Regions from separate parts of the Homo sapiens genome. Here region 1 is linked to region 2. A link is a loop called in an ENCODE intact Hi-C map of the cell type or tissue named here. Cell type or tissue: Caco-2. All regions are shown on one strand.

The links. Hi-C counts contacts between places; a loop is a spot of excess contacts. Peaks named below come from ENCODE experiments on the same cell type or tissue, not always from the same donor. Only the 100,000 strongest peaks of a DNase experiment are listed, where the experiment ranks them.
Region 1: it touches region 2 in a loop (24-fold over the local background); 1 of 110 quality-filtered maps calls a loop at or near these places.

What each region holds. Positions count from the first base shown.
Region 1 is chr20:42,979,051-42,984,050 of GRCh38, forward strand. The region is part of intron 1 of PTPRT (protein tyrosine phosphatase receptor type T); the gene reads right to left. Among named protein-coding and RNA genes, the nearest start is that of PTPRT-AS1, 13 kb to the left of the region's middle. In Caco-2, no CTCF peak of the experiment used is centred here; DNase peaks (open chromatin) are centred at 1,899 and 2,411.
Region 2 is chr20:43,140,882-43,145,881 of GRCh38, forward strand. The region is part of intron 1 of PTPRT (protein tyrosine phosphatase receptor type T); the gene reads right to left. Among named protein-coding and RNA genes, the nearest start is that of PTPRT, 47 kb to the right of the region's middle. In Caco-2, no CTCF peak of the experiment used is centred here; no DNase peak of the experiment used is centred here.

The DNA.
Region 1 (5,000 bases), 160 kb before region 2:
CCCCTTTCCTGAAATAACACTATTGTTTAAATTGTTGTCAACGTAAATCGAGAAAAAATGGTACCTTTATTCTTTTTAAATTTATATTTCAGCAACTAAAAGGAAAGCTAATTTTTTTTCAGATTTTTATTGACTATGGCAATTTTTCTTACATGAGTTGTAAGAAAAACAACTCATTTTTCTGTCAAGACACCTTTTTGTTGCTTATTAGTGTTCTTTATATATCAAGGATAGTTAGCCATTGTGAATCATATTTGCTGTAAATATTTCCCTCAAGTTGTTCTTTACCTTTTTTGTAATTGTATTTTTACTTACAAATGTTTATGAATTTTACACAACTAACTCCATTATCCTTTCTCATCATTTGTTTCTTGGTTTTTACACTTGGAAAGCCCTTGCTCCCCGTAAAATCAAATACACATTCACCTATATTTTTGTAGACTTTGTTCTTTCTACTGCACGCTGTGCTGATTCTTATTTCAGACGGGTGAAATGTCAAACAACTGAAATATCCTTAAGGTTTGAAAAAAAAAGGAGAAGTAAATCTATCTGAGAGGACACATTCACTGGCAGATAAATTATGGATGATCCTGCCCCCTTTGTAATCTCAGGGATGACAACTCCAGTGTGCACCAAAAACCCTTAGAAAAATTCTAAATCCCCTTATCCTAGGTCTCCAGTCTGGGCCTTATGGGAACCCTAAAGCTGTGATTCTCCCCAGGGAGTATAAAACTTTGGTCTAAAGGTGAATAACTGTAGAGTCAGGTAGGTTTTGTCCCAAAATCTCAAATCACCCAGGTATTCCCAGAACGTCTATCCTGTGTCCAGCCCCAAATCTCAGCCAGAGAACCCAGGGAGCACACAGGCATGCCTGGAGGGGGTCTTTTTGAGATTCCAGAAGCCGGAGAGCATGCAAGTATGCCGGCCGGGAAGGGGGGGTGGGGGGGGGTCTTCCTGAGAGAAAGCAATTAAAATTCACATCACAAAAGGAATGAGGCTTTTTTTATTCTAAACTGCAAAACGTGGTGTGGTTAATCAGAGCAATTATAAATGGTAACATCATTATTCAAGCTTCTATTTCCAAACGAAGTCATTTAAATGAATACATTTTCTGCCTTGGAGCAGTAGCTGCCAGTGAGCCTTTAAAAAGAAAAGAAAGGAGAAAAAGAAAAAAGAGAAAACCGGATGAAGCCGCTGGTGCAAAACCTTGGAAAATAGGGTAGAAAGAACTCAGCATTGGGAATTGGGAGCCTGGGGTACAAACATAGATCCAACACGGTCTCATTCTGTAACCTTGGGCAAGACTTCAGTTCCCACCTGTGCAACGGGGAAATAGATGAACTTGTATTCGTGACCCCTTCTTGCTCTGACATTGTGAATCTAGATTTTAACCACTAAAGGTCTAATTTTTCTACATGCTGCAGCTGCAATTTTATAGAATTCATCAATGTGTTAAATACATTCTCTTATTCAAATTCGAAGACAAATTCTTCAGAAACTGCCTAAGCTGTCTCTAAATGGTGACAGACTTCCCCCCACCCTACTGCAGCCTGTATTGTGTGTGGTCTTGAAGGAAGGAGCACGTGAGTGTTGAAATCAGATGGTCCTGGGGGTCAAATCTCAGCTCTGACCAAGAAAGCCTTGACATTCCTTCCCCTTGGTTTGACTAAAGTTTTAGACAGGTTTCTTCCTGATAAGCTCCTCACCTCCCTTTTGTTAGAGCGTCTACTTTAGAAAACTTGTAACTACAAATTCTTTCTCTGCTCCTTTAAAAAAATTCTGCTGGTCATTTACTAGTTTTACAACCCAAGTAATGTCTTTCTCAAGGACCTGGGAAGCAACCATTTGAAATGTGAGCATTGAAGGAGAGAGCGTCCCTATCTCCCAGTCTGCGGAAGAGTGGGAGCCCAACTTCAGTGTGCCTTTCTCCAACTTTTTAACCTCTCCTATCATGAAGATATGAGAAAGTTTACTTTTCCTTTAGTAAACTTAAGTAGCAAACACAGATGGCCTGAGAATTCCAGCTCTTAAGAATTCCTCGTCCCTTTGTTTCAGGAGAGTTAAGTCCTGTCTCGACCTGATTACAATGGTCTTGAATAATATCTTCCTTGCCTGATTAAATTTGTCAGGTGCAATTTTTACTTAGGCAGTTCCAACTGTGTAAATGTACCTCCTTCAACTTCCTTGAACTTCAGGGTCCCTATCCATGAAAAGCAAACAACAGAAAAAGTCCTTCTTTTAAGGAGTGAATGGTATATTTCAGGGAATAAATCAGAACATGCATGTAATCACCTGCACAGAGAAGGTGGGAGATTGTTTGCAATATCTACTTCCCTGTAACCACACCCTTGGGTTATCCCTTCCCACACTGACTGTGGCCCTGGCCACGTGAGTTGCTTTGGCCAATAAGGCATCAACAAACATGCTGCAAGCAGAGGCTTGAAGAAGTACTTGCGCATTGGGCTTGCCCTCTTGTTGCACTTGGAAGCCTGAGAGCATCACAGGGATGAACCTGACCTAGCCTGCTGGATGGGAACCCACATGGAGGAGAACCAAGGTGCTCCAGAGGGCAGCCTGCTGAACTCCAGAGATGTGAGCAGGGCACTTGAGACACATGAGAGAACCCAGCAGAAACTAAACAAGCTGGCCAGAGAAGAATAACCACCTACTGGACACGCATGATTGTACACAAAATAAAACGGCTATTGTATAAGCCACTAAGTTGTGAGATCATTTGTTACACAGCAAAAACTGACACTATCAGGCACTGCATTTATGTTCATTTCCTTTTTCCCTTTTCTAATGGATGGCTTTGGGTGTTGGCTAGGAAGGCTGAGCACTAGCAAAACAGTCACCAACCCAATCAGAAATGGCAATGGTCTCTTTATGGGGCGCTCTTTTCAGCTCCTTCCAGCTCCAGAGGCCACAACTAGACCGAGGGAAGAAGACATAGGTGGGAAGATCCCAATAAGTCCCTAAACTCATCTGAAAAGATATGTGGGTTTCCTAACAAACTCATATAGCATCACCAATATGTGGGTTTCCTGATTTTGGCTCAGGCACCCTTGGGAAAGTTTCACGCATTCCTGGAAGTACTGAAAGACCTTCGTTAGGTTGACGAAGAGGTGTCATCCATGAGTTTCTGCCTACACTTACCACCAAATTTTCAAACGTACTCAGCATCATTATGCTGCCGGCACGGGGCTGGGTGGTGGAGAGAGAGAGAGCCATGACTAAGAAGCCATCCATCTGTCCTCACAGAGCTCACTGTGCATGTGGGAGGTAGACCTTAATAGAGTAAACAAACAAGTAACATAATTATATCATGTGATAAAGATTATGCAAGAAATACACACAGAGCTTGGCAGAGCGTGACTGAGCACGGGACCATGAACACCCACTCAGCAAGGAGGGAAGGGAAGGCCTCTCTGAGGAGGTGAGATGTGAAATAAGATCTAAGCGTATAAAAAAAGCCAACCATTAGGAAAAAGAAAAATCTGCCAAAGAGAACTATGTGAAGGCCCTGAGGCAGCAAGGAGCTTCTAGAAGTCAGAAGGTGACCAGTGTAGATGGATCGAAAGGGGAGGAGCGATGGGAGATGAGGCCATGGAGGTGAGCAGGGCCAGCTCCGTCCACTCGGCTTCCCCAGCCAAGGACCTGGTTGCCTCCCAGGTCCTTGATGAGCAGCCTCCATCCCTCTGCTCCTCTCCCACACCCGCCCTCCTGAGGTTCAGCTCCAGGGTGCCATTGCTGCTCTTATGACACGGAGAGCAGAGGTTGAGGATCTGATGACTGCAGGCACAATTCCTCTGTGCCAGGCACTGCGTGAACTTTCTGCCCAACTTCTTATAATCTATCCAGGTAGATATAATCACTACCTCCCACATACCTTACGGGCATTAGACGATCTTCCCAAGGTCACACGGCCAGCCGGGGTCAGCAAGCAGCTGCCAGTGCTGGGATTTGGGCAGCAACCTGTCTACACAGGCTCAGACTCCAGGCTGGCTCCGGTGGCTCCTTTGGTGTTATAGTCACTTCCCCACTGGGTGCTTTGTCTCTTCTGCTCTTGTTATTTCAAGCTCTCCCATCCTTTGTGTGCACATCCTTTGTGTGTCTCTTCAGGGAGCCCCAAAAGAGACCCTTAAACATCTCCTCTTACATTTCACTAGGTTAAATTTAGGCCACTTTGTAGCCTGTCACAGCCATGCTGAGTGCTAAAATGCCCTACAACTCCAAGGTTGGAAATAACAATGAAAATGAGTTGAGAAGGGAGACCCAGTGTTGGCTGAGTGATTTTTCTCTGCCAGTCACAGAGCTAAGCACTCTACATCCTCCTGCTGTTTAATCCCTTAATCAACCCCAGGAAGCTGAGCAACTTCCCAAGGTCACAGAGACACCAAGGCAGAGCCACAGTGGGAGTCCAGGCACCACCAGGGTGTTCTGCCTCCCAAGTGAAGTCCCCCTGGATGCCATATCCACTATCAGAGGGACATCTCCAAGCTGGGCACATGACACCAGCACAGAAGGTGTCTTGCAGGTCCTGGGCTCCTCCTGGGATCTGGGGATGCCCACTTCACACTCCTGAGACAAGTGTAGTCCACAGGGAGGTGTGGCCAGAGGCCCTGCCCACAACCCACTAGAAATGAGAGATGGTTTCACACACCTTGGAGGTACTGCCCAGAGCTTCCCCTTCCACTTCCACCCCACTGTCGTGTTTCTTTCCAGTTTCCTGCCTTACTTCTGGCAACCTAATGTTTTGTGTATAGGCCTTATTCCATTTTCCCTGTTTAACATAGGTTGTATTTCCCTGGGCACGCTGGCCCCATCTCCATCTCCCATGGGTCCCAATTTGCCCTTCTCCACCACCAACACACATTCTTCCAATCAGACAACTCCACTTTGGTCTCAGCTCCCCAGCCTGGAGCTGACTGGTCAGGTCTACCATGCCCATTTGAGTTTTATCTGCAGGATACCACCATGTTCGCTCACAATCACATGCA
Region 2 (5,000 bases):
AAATTTCTTACTTCTTGGATCATGAATTCTCAGACACTACTAATCCTGGTGTCTGGTGAGTCAACATATTCGGACTCACACTCAGGCCAAAGACTCTCTCCAAACTTAGAAATCCACATTCAATAAGCCACATGTGCACTGGAAAATTGTAGCACAAATGCCAGGCTGATAATCTCGATAATATTTCACAGTCCCTGATAAAGAGCTAACTTTTAAGAAATCCTGAAGCAAAATCATTTATAATTTTTTAAATTTCCGTGGCTAACAAAAAACAAATCACTGGTCATTAATTCAACCATGTCAGTTAGCTCTGGCTGTATAACAAGCTACCCCCAACATTCAGTGGCTTCAAATCGCCACCACTTATTTACCTTATGATTCTGTGGGTCAATGCTCTGAGCTAGGCCCAGTCGGGCAGCTCTTCTGCTGGTCGTGGCGAGGCTCAGTTATGCATCTGTGATCAGCAGCTGCTCAGCAAGGTGGCTCTGCTTCTAGGGATGGCTGGTTATCAGCTGGGGTGACTGGGGCAACCGGGCCATGTATGTCAACATCCAGCAGGCTGATCTGGGCTTCTTCACATGGAGGTGTCAGCAGGGACCCCAGGAATAGCAAGTAAACAAGCCCCAGACACAAGTCCCTTTCAAACCTCAGGCAGTGTCACATTTGCTACTCTCCCATTGGCCAAAACGAGCCACGTGTCCAAGCCCAGATTCAAAGGGTAGAGAAATAGACTCTACCTCTTCATGGGAAAATGTACAGTGTTGCATTGCAAGGGTATGGACAGATGGTAAGGGGAAGAATTAATGGCCATTTTTACATTTATCACATCAACAGTGTATAAATTCATCAAACCTAAATAGTATTTGTATAAGACTTCGCAATAAATAGAACAGCTCTCAATTACTCTCTTTATTCCCAGAACAGTTTCTTGAAACAGGATCCACATAAAAGCAACACCTGGAGAGACTTCTAGTGCCCGTGGTTGAGTATCCACAGAACCATTCCAAGCCATCCTACAAGTTAGCATTCAGGCACCCTTGATCAGATGTGGTGAGCCTCCGAGCAGCTTTCCTTAAGACCACAGACACACAGAAGAAAAAGCATGCGACGTGGAGTACAGAAGACTCAAGTCTAACCTCAACTCTCAAAGCAAATTACTTCAGCTCTTCTACATGCCATCTGCTCCCTCATTTGCCAGCAGGAACAGCAGGAACAATCTAAGAATTGCTAAGAGGACTCAAAGGAATCATCCTATATGCCCATGCCCTAGGCACCTGGAAGTGCCTGGAACAGCACAGCAAAGACCTTGAAACAGTGAATCATGCCCAACGTTCTAAACGGACTTGAATGCTCAAATAAAAATGACAGATGTGAGCAGGAGGCTCCAAGGAAAGACAAGGTTGTGAGCCAGCACACAGAAGTGGGAGACAGAACCAGCCTGGCCACAGGGCACACGACTGTCCCCCGGGCAGGATTTGAAAGTTGAAGATGGCAGAACTGCATGTTCTCTGTACCCTCTGTGGAAGCAGCCAGGTCTTGGATCTGCACAAAACATTCTCTCCCCTCAAAGAAGAGTGAGTCCCAGGCATGTCTTTCCTGGGGAAACAGCCCTGCCTGACCTAAGAAAGGCATGTGAATCTATAGGGCCCTATTAAGGGCCTGAAGAATCGTGCTGCTTGCTGTCTACAGAAGGAAAAAACCATCCCCCATCACATATATTTCAAGGTAAATAACAAGAGCTATAGCTACAATTTGTTGAACAGCCATATGGCAGAACCTGTTCCAGTCAACCCACCTACATTAAATAATTAGCATTCATGCTGCAATTATCTACCCAAAGACAACTGTGTGCCTATGGTGTACCAGATTCCACCCAAGGGGCAGGAGAAGCCGTGTTGACATGGCCATACCAGGCATGGTAACTGCCCAGTGGAGTCTTACAGTCTGGTCACAATCATTAATGCTACAGATGCTGCCTCTACCAACAGAAAGAGAGCACTTAACTTTTATGAATGAGCATGAGCACTGCATGCTGGACTTTGCACACATTATTTCAGTGACTCTCCACAATTACCCTTGAAGTAAGCATCATCATCTCCACCTTACAAATAAGTGAACTGAGGCCCAGAGAACTTGTCTAACAGCAACAGGCAGCATGGGGCTGAGCTGGATTCAAACCGGGGGCACCTTCCAAGAGACCCTGCCCTGCCACGGCTCCTCTTCTCCCCATAAGGAACGGTGTTGATGAGCAGGACAATGTTCAGGGGTGGTGATCAGAAGCCTCCCTCCTCTTCACCCTGGGTTACTCCCAACAATCCCCCTACCTGATCTTCCTGAAACTCTTAGACAAAGGTAAGTGGTGCCCATTTCTGCTATCCCTCTCCCTCCTCCCTTCAACTTTCCAGAGTCTTCAGCAAATTGATCTAATAAAAATTCAACAGCTCACTGGCTCTAAATCTCAGGTCTGGTTTTTTAACTGCCTAAAGGGCTCACAGGGTTGCTAACTCGGCCCTTGAATAAAATCTAAAACTTACACACTTGTGCATTCATTCATTCAACAAAAACTTACCAAGTGCCCACCAAATGCCAAGCCCAGCATGACAGCACCTAGGTAATACTGAAGAGGTTTACACAGGTAAGGCTGGGCACCACACATTTACAGAGGCCACATTTTTTAGGTCTGAGGGACTTTTCTCTAGCAGTATCTAGCCACCTGATAAAAGGGAAGAAAAGAGAAAGAGCTGTGTTTGTCCAGGTGTTAAGGTTGAGATAGAGATCTAAGGAAAGGGTACTGGGATTCCAAAAAAGAGAATGGTGGATATGATATCTATGGAATCCAAGCTGATCTGGGAAGCAAGTAGACACAGAAAGAGGCAGACAGACAGCAGAATCAACCAAGGGACCTTGCTTGATGTGGGCACTTCCATCAAAAATGGCCATTCAACTGGAGCAAACAAGACCAGACCAGGATGGTGTCTAGAGTTCACATAAGCAGCAATCCCACCTAACGCATGAGTGCCTTCTATAGGGTCACAAGGTGCTGCTACATCTGGTAACAGGAAACTCTCCACCTTCCAAGGAACCCATTGCCAAGTGAGCATCTGCCTGCTGGGACTTTTGGGTTCTGGTTCTTCCATCCACAGCTACATAGAGCAAGGGTCCAGGATGGGGCACCATACTTCCAGTGCAACCAGGCTGCCCTCGGCCCTTCTCAATGCACAGATATCCATCCACTTCCACGATTCAGTGATCAACTTTGTGCCAATGGCTCCAAGGTCTAAAATTTCAGCCTCTATCCAAGCTTCAGACTCAAATACTCAACTGCTCACCAGACACCCTGACCACAACATCCCTGAGCACTCACACTCTGAATGCATGCAAACCTGAGCTCGTGGCCTTGTCCCCATATACCCAAACACTGCATTGGAGGATGGATCCTACCCAATTCCCAACTGGGCACCATCCTTGATCTCTCTTCCCAAAACACACAAATAATCACCTTCCTATTCATTCTTCCTCCTAACAGGTTCTCAGATACAGCCACCTAATCCCTTCTATCCCCACTGCAATGACTCCCAACAAGGTCACCAACATCTCTCTCCTGGCATTATTATCTTTCTCAGGGAAGTTTTCCTAACTAGTCTTACTTCTACCACCTTACCCACTCTATCCATTTTCCTGGCATGGAATCAAAAGTGATGTATGAGTCAATTTTTATGAAATGTCCAGAATAGGCAAATCCATAGCGACAGAAAGGAGGTTAACGGTTGCCTGGGGCTGGAGGTAGGGTGATACAGGGAATGATGCTAATGGGTACCTGGTTTCTTTTGGGGGTGGTGAAAACGTTCTAAAATGGATTGTGATGATGATTGCACAACTCTGAATATACTAAAAACCGTTGAATTAAAAAAAAAAGTGATGTTTTCAAAAAGAAAAGTTGGTCACAACACATCACTGCTTAAAATTTATAAGCAGCTTCCACTGCTCTGGGAATGCAGTCATCAGTTACCCCCAGGATCTGCAGGATCTGACCATTCACCCCACTGGCCTCACCTCTGATGCTACAGCATACCTGTCAACTCTGTGCTCCAGCCACATTGGGCATTTTGTTCCCACAACATGCCATGCTGGCTCACCTCTGAGCCACAGCAAAGGCTGTTCCCTCTGCCTCACCCCTACCCTCTGCTTCTAATGAAACACTAGACTTCTCCTCTCATGGTATCTCCTGCTGTTTTGTAATTTTCTGCCCATTTATCTGTCTCCTTCCAAAATGTCTGATCAACAAGGAAACATGTCTATGTTGTTCACCAATGTCTCCCTAGTCCTGACACATAGGAAGCCCTCAATAATCTACTTTATTTATGTATTTATTTACTTATTTCTTTATTTATTGACTAGAATAAAGTAGATTATTGAAGGTTTCCTATATGTGTAATCCTTTCATCTACTCCAAGCTTGTTGAAAGAAAGCAAGAATTTCCAACTATCAATCACCTTCACTGATCTGTTTCCTATATCTCTATTAATGCAGCCCCAAATGGCATAGGCTTCTTAAGTTGCCACAATTCACTTCAGATGCACACATAATTTCCCCTTGACTGAAGAACTCAAGGATTTTTCTATTACATACTGTTAAACCATCTCATACCCAAGCAATTCTCCAATTTAAATACTTGCTGCAGGAGTTTCTTATCAAGACAGAAAGAAGGAAAGCCCATTTTCAGGATGAAAAAGAGAATGTGAACACTTTCAGCTTCCATTTTTATCTGGTTCAGCCCTGGCTCACAGATTAATTTCTGGCACCAGGATCTGGGACCAGATAACAGAGAATCACACAGAAGAGCCTTCTCCAGCTCTCCAAAGCCAGCAAGAATCACTCTTTTCACAATCGTCCATTTTACAATGTGTCTAATTATAACTGAATAAATTACTTCTGCCATTCTGCAGAAATACTTAAAATAAATAGCTCTCTTTCCTTGAATTAAAATCATAGTCTTTTGT